2 separate regions of the Homo sapiens genome follow, and region 2 is linked to region 1. A link is a loop called in an ENCODE intact Hi-C map of the cell type or tissue named here. Cell type or tissue: sigmoid colon. All regions are shown on one strand. Each heading gives the region's core, and the rest is flanking DNA. Links, peaks and the distances in the headings are about the cores only.

Region 1 (5,469 bases), core at 767-3,266:
GGAATTTTCTGAGCTGGGTCTTCAACTGTTGGTAACTTGAATTCATCCATGGTAGAAGGATTTACATCATGGAAATCAACAAATGCTACAACTCAGGGCTCCTTCCCACCAGCCAAAGGCCAGTTTACCACCACATTACTTGATTATTCAATTGGAAATCATGTCAGGTCTCAAAGGACCTGGAGTGTGTGTGTGTGCGTGTGTGCGTGTGTGTGCGCGCGCGTGCATGCTTTTTGGGAGAATGTGTATATTGGGAGCATTTGGTTACAGCCAGTGTCCCCAGAATGAGGCTTCCAGGCCAGCAGGTTTTGCAGGTGCTAAATATGGGCACCCCTGCTACACATAGCCCGCAGCCTTACCTGCACATTGAGAATTATTTGGGGAGCTTTACATGAAAAAAAAAAAAAGCCCACACCTAGGCCACACCCCAACCAATTAAATCAAAATCTCTGGGAGTGGGGCCCAGACATGGGTGTTTTTTTTAAATGCCTAGGTGATTTCAATGTGTTGAGATAATAAGGTTGAGAGCCACTGAATGGAGAATGCCATGTTTCTCAAAGCACTTTCACCTGCATTTTCTCATTGGCAGTGATATGTAGCTAATCAACCAGCTGCAATCGGCTTAATAGAACAGGCAATTAGAAAGTCACGGCAGATAAGGAAGATGTTTAGAGAATTTGGGGAAATTTAAAGGATAAGCGAATGTCACTTTTCAGTGAAGTATCATTAGAAGTACACAATGAGATCTCTCTTAAATTGAAGGCAAAATAAAGTTTCACTCCGGGTAGATCAAGCCTAGTTAAAGTTGCAGACCTGGCTCAGGGCGTGGGTTACTCTCCAGTCAGTGCCCTTGTCTGATGCAATGCCACCTCCTACCCCGGGCCTGCAAAGTCTCCCTGGAAGCCCAGGACTCTGCCTGCCTCTCAACGATCAAAACACGATAGTGTCTCATCCTGCAGGAAACTGATATTCCTTTGGAAGGAGCCTTAAGAACCTACCCACAGTTGTCTTCAACCAGAAGTTCCAATCTTTTGTCCTCTAAAAAGCAGTTTATTAACCTCACCTTTCTCTAGTTGCTGTCATCCCCCCTTTCTTCTCATGGACCCAGTGCATTAAAAAATCTCTGTTGGCCAGGCGCAGTGGCTCACGCCTGTAATCCCAGCACTTTGGGAGACCAAGGCAGGTGGATCACGAGGTCAGGAGATCAAGACCCTCCTGGCTAACACGTTGAAACCCCGTCTCTACTAAAAACACAAAAAATTAGCCAGGCATGGTGGTGGGCACCTGTAGTCCCAGCTACTCGGGAGACTGAGGCAGGAGAATGGCGTGAACCCGGGAGGCGGAGCTTGCAGTGAGCCGAGATGGCGCCACTGCACTCCAGCCTGGGGGACAGAGCGAGACTCCATCTCAAAGAAAAGAAAAAAAAAATCTCTATCAAGAAAATGACAAAAAGAATTCATTAGCAGTCCACATCCCTATTTTTATTTCTCTTCAATCCAGATCCAACCTCTGATCAGAACAAGAGGCTCACGCTGAGATGATACAATCCCAGCAAAGAATATTAACATTGTAGTTCGTTTGTATTAGATATATCAGATTTTTCTAAAATACTAAAAATAGGTTGCAGTTACCCCTGCCTGCATCTGGAGACCCCCAGCGTCTGGAGCTAGATGTATAATGCATCGCTCCCCCCGGGATTAGCAGCTTTCTAAAAAGGGTCAGTGCTTTAACCCACAGGACTAAGTTACTAGTGACTCGAAGAAGTTGAGGCACCAGGACAGGCCTAACAAGAAGACATAAAGACTTCTTAAATCACTGCACCTTGTCAACAACACACTTCCCAGAGGCAGCTGTGACCACAGAACTAACCAGTGACATTGCTGTTCCATGTAAAACCTAAAGCAATCAGCCGTTCTTCACAGTGGACGGTGGGAGGCATCCGTTGTTTCTTCTCTCCTGCCTGTGCAGCATCTCTTCCCATTTTCCACTGAGAGAACCTTGATTATTCTTTGGAATACTCCCCCCTCCCTAAAGCCCCGCCTCTGTTCATGTGGGGCTGTCTCTTGCTCTCTTAGCATCAAGGTGGGCATGAGACCTAGGCCTGGTGAGAATGTTTATTTTTGTTTACATTTATATATCTAAATCTAAGGCTTTTTTTAGCTATAAGAAACAAAGTTAGTTTACATTGGCATCCCCCAGTACTGGCCAGGAAAGAATCAAACCACTCCAGTCTTCCTCTTGGAGGTAAGAGCATGGCATTCAGCATAGTGTAGCGCCACCTAACGGCTGTGGGTGGAGAGTTCCCGGCTGAGACAAGACCTGCCGGTGCTTTGAAGTGAATGGTTCCTTGAGCCACAGATATTCAAGGTAGGCAAATAGAGAGTGTTTTTCTTTATATGTGTCTCCCAGCTAATAAAGCTAGATTAAATGGATAGAATTAAGATTTCACCACTTTGCAACTCTTGATGAAAATAATAGATTAGACAGTGGTCTTCAACAGCTGCCGAAAGTATTAGGTGCAAAGCTGATAGGAAAAGCGGTGTAATGGTAAGGCAAGGATAGAAAACAGCTAATCTTCTAATTAGCAGAAGAGACAGTCCAGGGACAGATCCGTACCTCAGCGTCATCTGACTTACAACAAAGATGCCATTGCAACGCAGCACTGCAGTGGGTGGGGAAGACTGCCTGGACACGTTGGTCTCCCTCACTCCATGTACAGAATCCCTTCTAGATAGATGGTAGACCAAAAGGGGAAAGTAAAATAACAAAGCTTCTAGAAGAAAACATAGGAGAATATCTTCACGACCGCGGGTAGATTTGTTAAACAGGACACAGAACAATAGCCTTAAAAGAAATATTGACAACGTGGACTTTCATTAAAATTGAGCCCTTCTCTTCATCAAAAGATGGCAATAAGAGGGTGAAGAAGCAAGGCAGTGGGAGGAGACTTTTATAATACATGTGTCTGACAAAGGACTCGGCCACAATGTCGAAGAACTGCTGTACTGCAAGCCAGTAGGAAAATGATAGACAACTCAATTTATTAAATGGGCAAAAAACTTGACAGGTACTTCACTGAAGACAAAAGATGTCCCAGCCCAGCGCAGTGGCTCACGCCTATAATCCCAGCACTTTGGGAGGCTGAGGCGGGTGGATCACGAGATCAGGAGATCGAGACCATCCTGGCTAACACGGTGAAACCCCGTCTCTACTGAAACTACAAAAAATTAGCCGGGCGCAGTGGCAGGTGCCTGTAGTCCCAGCTACTTGGGAGGCTGAGGCAGGAAAATGACGTGAACCCGGGAGGCGGAGCTTGCAGTGAGTCAAGATCGTGCCACTGCACTCTAGCCTGGGCGACAGAGCAAGACTCTGTCTCAAAAAGAAAATAATAATAATAATAATAATAATAATAATAATAAAGATGTCCCGAATAGCCAATGAGCATAGAAAAGTTACTCAATATTATTCATTTTTAGGCAAATCCACATTGAAACCAGGATCACATGCCACTGTGTACTCACCAGAATGGCTGAAATTTTAAAGACAGACAAATAAATGATAATCCCAAGTGTTAGTGAAGCTGTGGAGTAACTGGAACTCTTATACACTGTAGGAAGGAAGTAAATACTGTACAACCATTTGGAAACTGACAGCATTTACCAAAGCTAAACATATACGCAGTCTGAGGCTGAGCTCTTCTGTTCTTAGAGAAATGACTGCAGAAATGAATCATCTACCAAAAGATAAGCTTATCACAGGTTTACTCATAATATTTAAAAACTGGAAACAGCCCAAACATTCATCAGCTGTTGGATAAATTGTACAGTGGGTATTCATTCAGTGGAATTCTTCTTAGCAATATAAAACAATAAACTACCAATATAACACCGTGGGTGATTCTCACACAGACAACACAGAGTGAAATAAGCCAGTCTCAGAAGAAGACATAGTGTATGGTTCATTTACACAAAGCTGAAAAACAGGCAAAAACAATTGATGATGCTAGGCTTAAGAATGGATTCTCTTTGGTGATACTGATGGTATTGTTGAGGAAGGAACGTGAGGGAGCCTCTTGGGGACTGAACGTGGTTTGTATCTTGATCTGAATGGTGGTTACATGGTGTATGCATTGGTAAAAATTGACTGAGCTGTCTACTTACGGTCTTTATTGTAGGTATATTATACTTTAGTTAAAAAACTGATTCAGAATTTCATAATGGGCTGATCAAGCTGATATCCGAACACGATGATCTCTCTTAAAACCATAAAACAAGGGACAACCAGATATTTTTGGCTTGCTTCCTAATGAAAGTATACTTTAAGTATCCTTGTATAAATAAATCAATCTTGAATTCTTACCAAGCCCTGGAACTACCTACCGATTTACAGGAAATACAGAGTTAGAAAGCAGCATATTAAATAATATCACAGAGATGTGATGAATGAGAAAAATCTAGGATGTGGGACTCTCTACAGGACACAGATGAACTTGTTTCCTCAACAAATAAATTCTCAAGAAAAAAGAGAGAGCAAAGAGGAACTCACAGAGTAAAATAAATTTGCAAGACATACCAACCAAATCCAATCTGTGGACTTTGCCTAGATGTGGATTTTTTAAAAAGCATCTGTAAGAAACAATCTGAGAGTGGATTTTTTAAAAAAGCAGCTGTAAGAAACAATCTGGGAAACTGGAACACTGACTAGAAATTTGATAATTTTAAAACAGTAATGTTATTATTTTAGGTATGATAGTTATACTGTGTACTGTGTTTAAAAATAAAAAGGTCCCATGGCCGGGCGCGGTGGCTCACACCTGTAATCCCAGCACTTTGGGAGGCCGGGGCGGGCAGATCACTAGGTCAGGAGATTGAGACTATCCTGGCTAACACGGTGAAACCCCATCTCTACTAAAAAAATACAAAAAAATTAGCCGGGCATGGTGGCAGGTGCCTGTAGTCCCAGCTACTCGGGAGGCTGAGGCAGGAGAATGGCGTGAACCCAGGAGGCAGAGCTTGCAGTGAGCCAAGATCGCGCCACTGCACTCCAGCCTGGGTGACAGAGTGAGACTCCATCTCAAAAAAAAAAAAGGTCCCTTATCTCCTTGAGGAGAGAGTGACTGCAGAGTTGATGCAGGGATAGTGCGGGATGAGCCTGGACCATTATGTGGTTGCAGAGAGTAAAGAAATAAAACAGGCTGGGGACTTGTCAGAAAAGAACAAAAGAGCCAGCCTGACGGAGCTCCCACTGGCCAAAGCTGGAACAATGTGAACAAAATCAATATTAGTACCCTTGGATTTTAGCTGATAGAATAAAATTATTATGTATAAGCTCACACTGAAATAAACAAATCATAAAATAAATAAACAATAATAGGGAAGAAGAGACAGCTCTTTCTTAGTGTAGAATGTTGAAAGAGAGGGAAACAGGAAATCACCATTAGGCAAACACCACAGTGATAATTAATTGTTG
Region 2 (5,469 bases), core at 1,053-3,552, 440 kb before region 1:
GTAAATAGGGATTCTTTGTCTAGGGTTTGGGGTTTAAGCCTGTTAATTTAGTAGAACCTCATTTTTCTCTTCTACCCCTGGAAGATTTTTTTCCACTGAGGCTGTGATTCCTAGAGTCAGCCAGTATTTCTTGAGTTCTATTTATTGTGCACCTGGGTACACAAAATGAGTAAGATACGACCCTGGACCTTATGGACTGCTAGAGGAGAAAGATGTTACTGCAGTAGAGTACATGTTGTGTTGATTTCATTTTCTAGATATCTTTAGGTTCCGTCCCTTTGTTTCTGTCTTCTCTCATTGTGTCATTTGTTACTATGATTTCTGAAAACAATTTACCCAGTTTCCCTTGACATCAGTTGGACTCACACCGTATCTCCTCCAGTCCATTACTGTACACACAGAGGTGTTTGTGTTACCTCTTTGCCTAAGGTCCTTCCATTCCCAGCATCAGAATACACTGAAATCTTTAACATGTCATACTTCTTGTTGCAGTCTGTATTGTGCTTTTCCTTCTAGCCTTTTTACCTGCCATACCAAGAAGCACTTCTGTTCTTGCCATATGGGATAAGTTATACTTCCCTTAGAGTTCCCCTAGAGTTCTCCTATACTTTCCCTATAGTTTTTTTATAGTTCTCCTAAAGTTCCCCCATAGCTACCCTATATTTCCCCTATAGTTCTGTGCTCTCTCTTGGCTCCTGACTCTGAAGAGCTTCTCTTATTCACTAGACTTTTCCTCTTTATTCCCTGCCTAAGAAACTTCTGTGCATCCTGAAGCCTGGGCTTAAGCAGTGCTTCCTAGAAAGCTTGCACTGACAACATCTCCAGGACTATAGTTTGAATATTTGTCCCCTCCAAAACTCATGTTGAAATATTAATCACCAGTATTAAATCAGTATTTAATCTCCAGTGTCATTATTGAGAGGTGGGGCCTTTAAGAGGTGATTGGGTCATCATAGGAGAGCCCTCATTAATGGATTAATACATGTGTGGATTAGTGGATTAATGGGTTATCATGGGAGAGGGACCAGTGGCTTTATGAGAAGAGGAGAGACTTGAACTAGCACACTCAGCCCCCTCACCATGTGATGCCCTATGCTGCCTCAGGAATCTGCAGAGTCCCGGCCGGGCGTGGTGGCTCACGCCTGTAATCCCAGCACTTTGGGAGGCTGAGGCGGGCAGATCATGAGGTCAGGAGATTGAGACCATCCTGGTGAACACGGTGAAACCCCATCTCTACTAAAAATACAAAAAAAAAAAAAAAAATTATCCAGGCATGGTGGCGGGCACGTGTAGTCCCAGCTATTTGGGAGGCAGAGGCAGGGAGAATGGCGTGAACCCGGGAGGCAGAGCTTGCAGTGAGCAGAGATGGCGCCACTGCACTCCAGCCTGGGCAGCCAAGTGAGACTCCATCTCAAAAAAAAAAAGAGAATATGCAGAGTCCCCACCAGCAAGAAGGCCCTCACCAGATGAGGCCATTTGACCTGGGCTTCTTAGCCTCCATTACTGAAAGAAATAAATTTCTTCATAAATTTTAGTTTCAGATATTCTGTTATAAGCAACAGAAAACAGACTAAGACATCCAGTCAGGTCTTCTCCTCTGTGCTATGGGAGGCAGTTCATTGCTCTGTATTGTAATTATTGCCTTGTCTGTTTTTTTTTCTAGCCAGACAATAAGCTCAATTAGGTAAATGATGGTTCTTTTAATTTTATGCTCTCTTATATGATATAGTGTGTGCCCCATAAAAGACTGTCACTGAATATTGGTTGAACGAATGCCTGAATCCATGCACACATGAATGGTTTAATACAAAATGGCCTGCAGATTTGAGTAAGATGTGTGATTTGCTATTCCTGTGTAGATTCTAAGCTAAAACGATTGCTGCTTGGTTTCTCCTCCCTATGTACTATTTCTCTTGAAGCTGAAGCTGACTTTTCATGTGATTAAGTACAGGAGTTAAAAATTTATTAAAGGCTCATTCCTGAGCATTCATATGACTCACTAGAGTCACGCAGGGCTCCTAGTCCGAGGCTGTTTATTTTATAGGGCCCATCTGTGGCATGAAGACAGTGCTACTGTGAGTCATACTCCTCTCAGCATATGCATAAATCCAAAAAGGAGGGTTTCTTTTACTTGAGTGCCCTCAGTATAGCCTTGAATAGTTGTGAGGGGTCAGTAAGTGCAAACTTGAAATTGTTTTTGAATAAACATTCTTTTGATAGATGCTTCTGTTTGGAAAAATATTAGGAGATTATTACAAAAGGATATTATTACAGGATTCATGCCGCAAGTAAATAGATAAATAAATGGATAGATAGCCCTAAGGCCTCTTTGGTTGTTGTTAGCAAACAAATACTTACAGATATGCAATCTGCCTTTATGGCTTAATTTCTTTTCCCTTCAAAAACCAGAGATGTGGTTCTTTTTCAGTTTGGAAAGAAGACTAGGGAGTAGTATGTCTAAGATTATCCTTAGGGCTAGAATTTGCTTATTTCCTGGGGTGGGGTGAGAATCAGAGACTGAATATCTATGGAAAGCAGAGAGGAACCTTTCTCCTGTTGTATTATTAATGCTAAATTTGGTTTTGTTTCATTTTTTAACTTCTTGATGCTGTCTATGAGAACAAATTTAGGGCATTTAGTGAAAAAAACACACACAGACTTATGTGGGACTTTATTTTCTGACTTACGGCATTGTGTGGTATAAACAAGACTGTTTTACAGATAATACTAAAGATAATGTTGATGGAACTGTTCTTCCCCACTCGTGATGTTTCCTTCCAAGTGGCAGGAACTGTACTATTGCAGCACTCCTGTCTGCTTTCTCACTGCCCAAGCTGAAGCTGCCTGGGAGGAAGGGCTGAGCATGCCTAGCCCAGCCCCTTCTTTGGGGAGCTGACTGCCTATGGGAACCCTCTCCCTCCATCCTGTGAGTTTTACAGCAGCACTGAACATATGGGAGGCCTTGTGGTTTTCTAGGGTGGCCTGGGACTGGGTTAGTGAGTCTGTTTATTCTGTGCTTCAGGATTAGCAAGCCCATTGTTCCTGCACTCTTAAGTCATATTCCTCAGTCTCAGGTTTATCAGTAATAAAGGTGGTACTTTGATAGCCGCTCTGCCTTTCTCCTTGAATTCATCACTCAGGTGTTCCGGCGCTTGGGCGGGGCTGCATGGTGGAATTGTTATGGCTGTGTCCTTGCGTATGCCTGTGGGTTCTCCCAGCAGCCCTGACAGTGGGTGGTATCATCTCCTCTTTACAGATTAGGAAGTGAGGCTCTATGAAGGTTAACCACTCTGGATGATCACTATAGGTTTGGCATACTGGTCAGGCTAACTCCCAAACTTGTGTCCCTTAGGTGATTCGGCCAATGAAAATATCACAGATAAAAGCTTTTAAAGGACTTTGCATAGTATAAATCACTGGGTAATACAGATGAGTTTGATTCCTTTGTAGGCTAGCATTTTCATAGCTATGAATGTAAACATTTTAATATAGCCTGCAAGTCCCTGAGCACACAGGTGCTTGCCCACCTCCCTAGCTCCACTGGCTGCCTTAACTTCATCCAAAGCCTTCATCTCTTTCTCACCATCTTGAGCTTCCTGTAGCGTTTCCTATAACTAGAATGCTCTTCCCCTCTCACCCTTCCCCTTTGCCTGGTTAGCTTCTGTTTACCCTTCAGATCTCAACTCACATGTCACTTCCTCAGACTAGCCTCCCACAGCCACTATATCTGCAGTTTGTCTGCAATGGGGTTTCTGCTAGCCAGCTCATCTTTCCTAAACCACCCTGGCCATCGTTTCTGATTATGTATTCACTCTAAACCTATACACCCCAAACAACTGCAGGCCCATAAGCCCAGCCACCACTTTTCTTTTGGGTACCATTGTGATCATGCTATCTTGACATAGTGATAGCTCCTGGTTGGGATGCCAAGAGTGGTTGCTGAGTGAATAACGGACATAGTGCTTGGGCATTACGCTTGGCATAATGATCATGTATTAGCCTTGAGGTCTTTGTCCATTGTTTTTTACTAATACTTATAAATAACATGTTAAAGATAGCCTCTTTCCTGATTATAAAATACACACACACACACACACACACACACACACACACACACACACACACAGGTTTCCGCTTTCAGGGCTAGATATTTGTCCATATTCGTATTTGTCTATGGGGGACTGTTGGTGTGAGAAACTTTATATATATGTGTGTGTATATATATTATATATAGAGAGAGAGAGAAAGAGAGAGAGAAGAGAGAGCACAAGAGCAAGAGCACATACAAGAGAGAGAACTAAAATCTCTAACCTGCTTTTGAGACTTTAAATCTCTAACCTGCTTTTGAAGCCACGAGGTTTGAGGCTTTAAACTATTGGAAGCATAGAATGGATTTCCAAGTGTGCATAACTAAAAGGGTTACTTAATATATGGGGATAATAAAAGACCATATATGGGGATAATAAAAGACCAAACTGCCCCAGCTGTGGAACTTTGTTTATGTGGTCCTGGGGATATGGGATGTAGAGAGGAACCTCTCTTGTTACGTATGAATGTCATTTAATAGTTACTAGGCACCTAATTCTGTTTGGTTTTGTATATCCAGGAAGAACGTCAAAAGGGTTGAACTATTCTTTTAGTCCTGTTCAATAGGGAGTACTCTAAAACCTAACTTATAGTTGAATGTTATTCTTAATACAGTGTTTATTACTTCATTTATAAAATGAGGTCAGTAATAGGATAGTGGGTGAGCTACTTTTATTTCCTAGTCAAGCATACAAATAAGAGAAAGTGCTATAAGACCAAATGTGGATAGTTTGAAAACAAGGTAACAAGTTTTCTGTATTTTTACTCCCCTGTTGCACTAATTAACATAATATTTTGAAGAGGCAAAAACAAAAAATGTCTTCACACTTAATTTTGCATCGCTCAGTCTTTAAGGTGTTGATCATGGCAGAATTTTAGTTTCCTGCTCAGCTATTCTCCTGGTACAACTGCCCATGGGTAATAAGCAACTGCACCAAGGTCTGCATGAAAACAGCATGGATAATATACCATTGGGTGTCTGACTGTTTTGCTCTGACAGCTTATATTGCTTCTTTTTGTCCTCCCCACCCCACTTGATACAGGGCATTGATGTGCGAGATGCTCCTCTGAAGGAAATCAAGGTGACCAGCTCCCGACGCTTCATTGCTTCATTTAATGTTGTGAATACCACCAAACGAGATGCTGGAAAGTACCGCTGCATGATTCGCACTGAAGGAGGTGTTGGAATATCAAACTATGCAGAGTTGGTAGTTAAAGGTATTTAATGTGTTTTTATACCAGAATATTCTTCTAAAGTAGATATGTTAGGTGTTGTTAGTTCATTATCCCTTTAAAGCTCAAACTTACCCTTGTCTGTTTCTGAGCAGTGGTTTGATGACAGGCTATTTTGATGGATTGCATTTTAAGTACAAATTTTGCACG

The links. Hi-C counts contacts between places; a loop is a spot of excess contacts. Peaks named below come from ENCODE experiments on the same cell type or tissue, not always from the same donor. Only the 100,000 strongest peaks of a DNase experiment are listed, where the experiment ranks them.
Region 2: a loop joins it to region 1, with 3 times the contacts of the local background. A loop is called at or near these places in 3 of 110 quality-filtered maps.

The regions. Positions count from the first base shown.
Region 1 is chr18:8,387,552-8,393,020 of GRCh38, forward strand. All of the region lies in intron 31 of PTPRM (protein tyrosine phosphatase receptor type M), which reads left to right. Among named protein-coding and RNA genes, the nearest start is that of RAB12, 220 kb to the right of the region's middle. In sigmoid colon, for the core only: CTCF peaks have their summits at 2,274 (motif pointing left) and 2,478; a DNase peak (open chromatin) is centred at 2,270.
Region 2 is chr18:7,944,052-7,949,520 of GRCh38, forward strand. PTPRM (protein tyrosine phosphatase receptor type M) reads left to right here. Exons shown (of 33, transcript NM_001105244.2): 6 at 5,130-5,304. Among named protein-coding and RNA genes, the nearest start is that of PTPRM, 380 kb to the left of the region's middle. In sigmoid colon, for the core only: no CTCF peak of the experiment used is centred there; a DNase peak (open chromatin) is centred at 2,040; H3K4me3 peaks cover 1,068 bases; H3K27ac peaks cover 617 bases.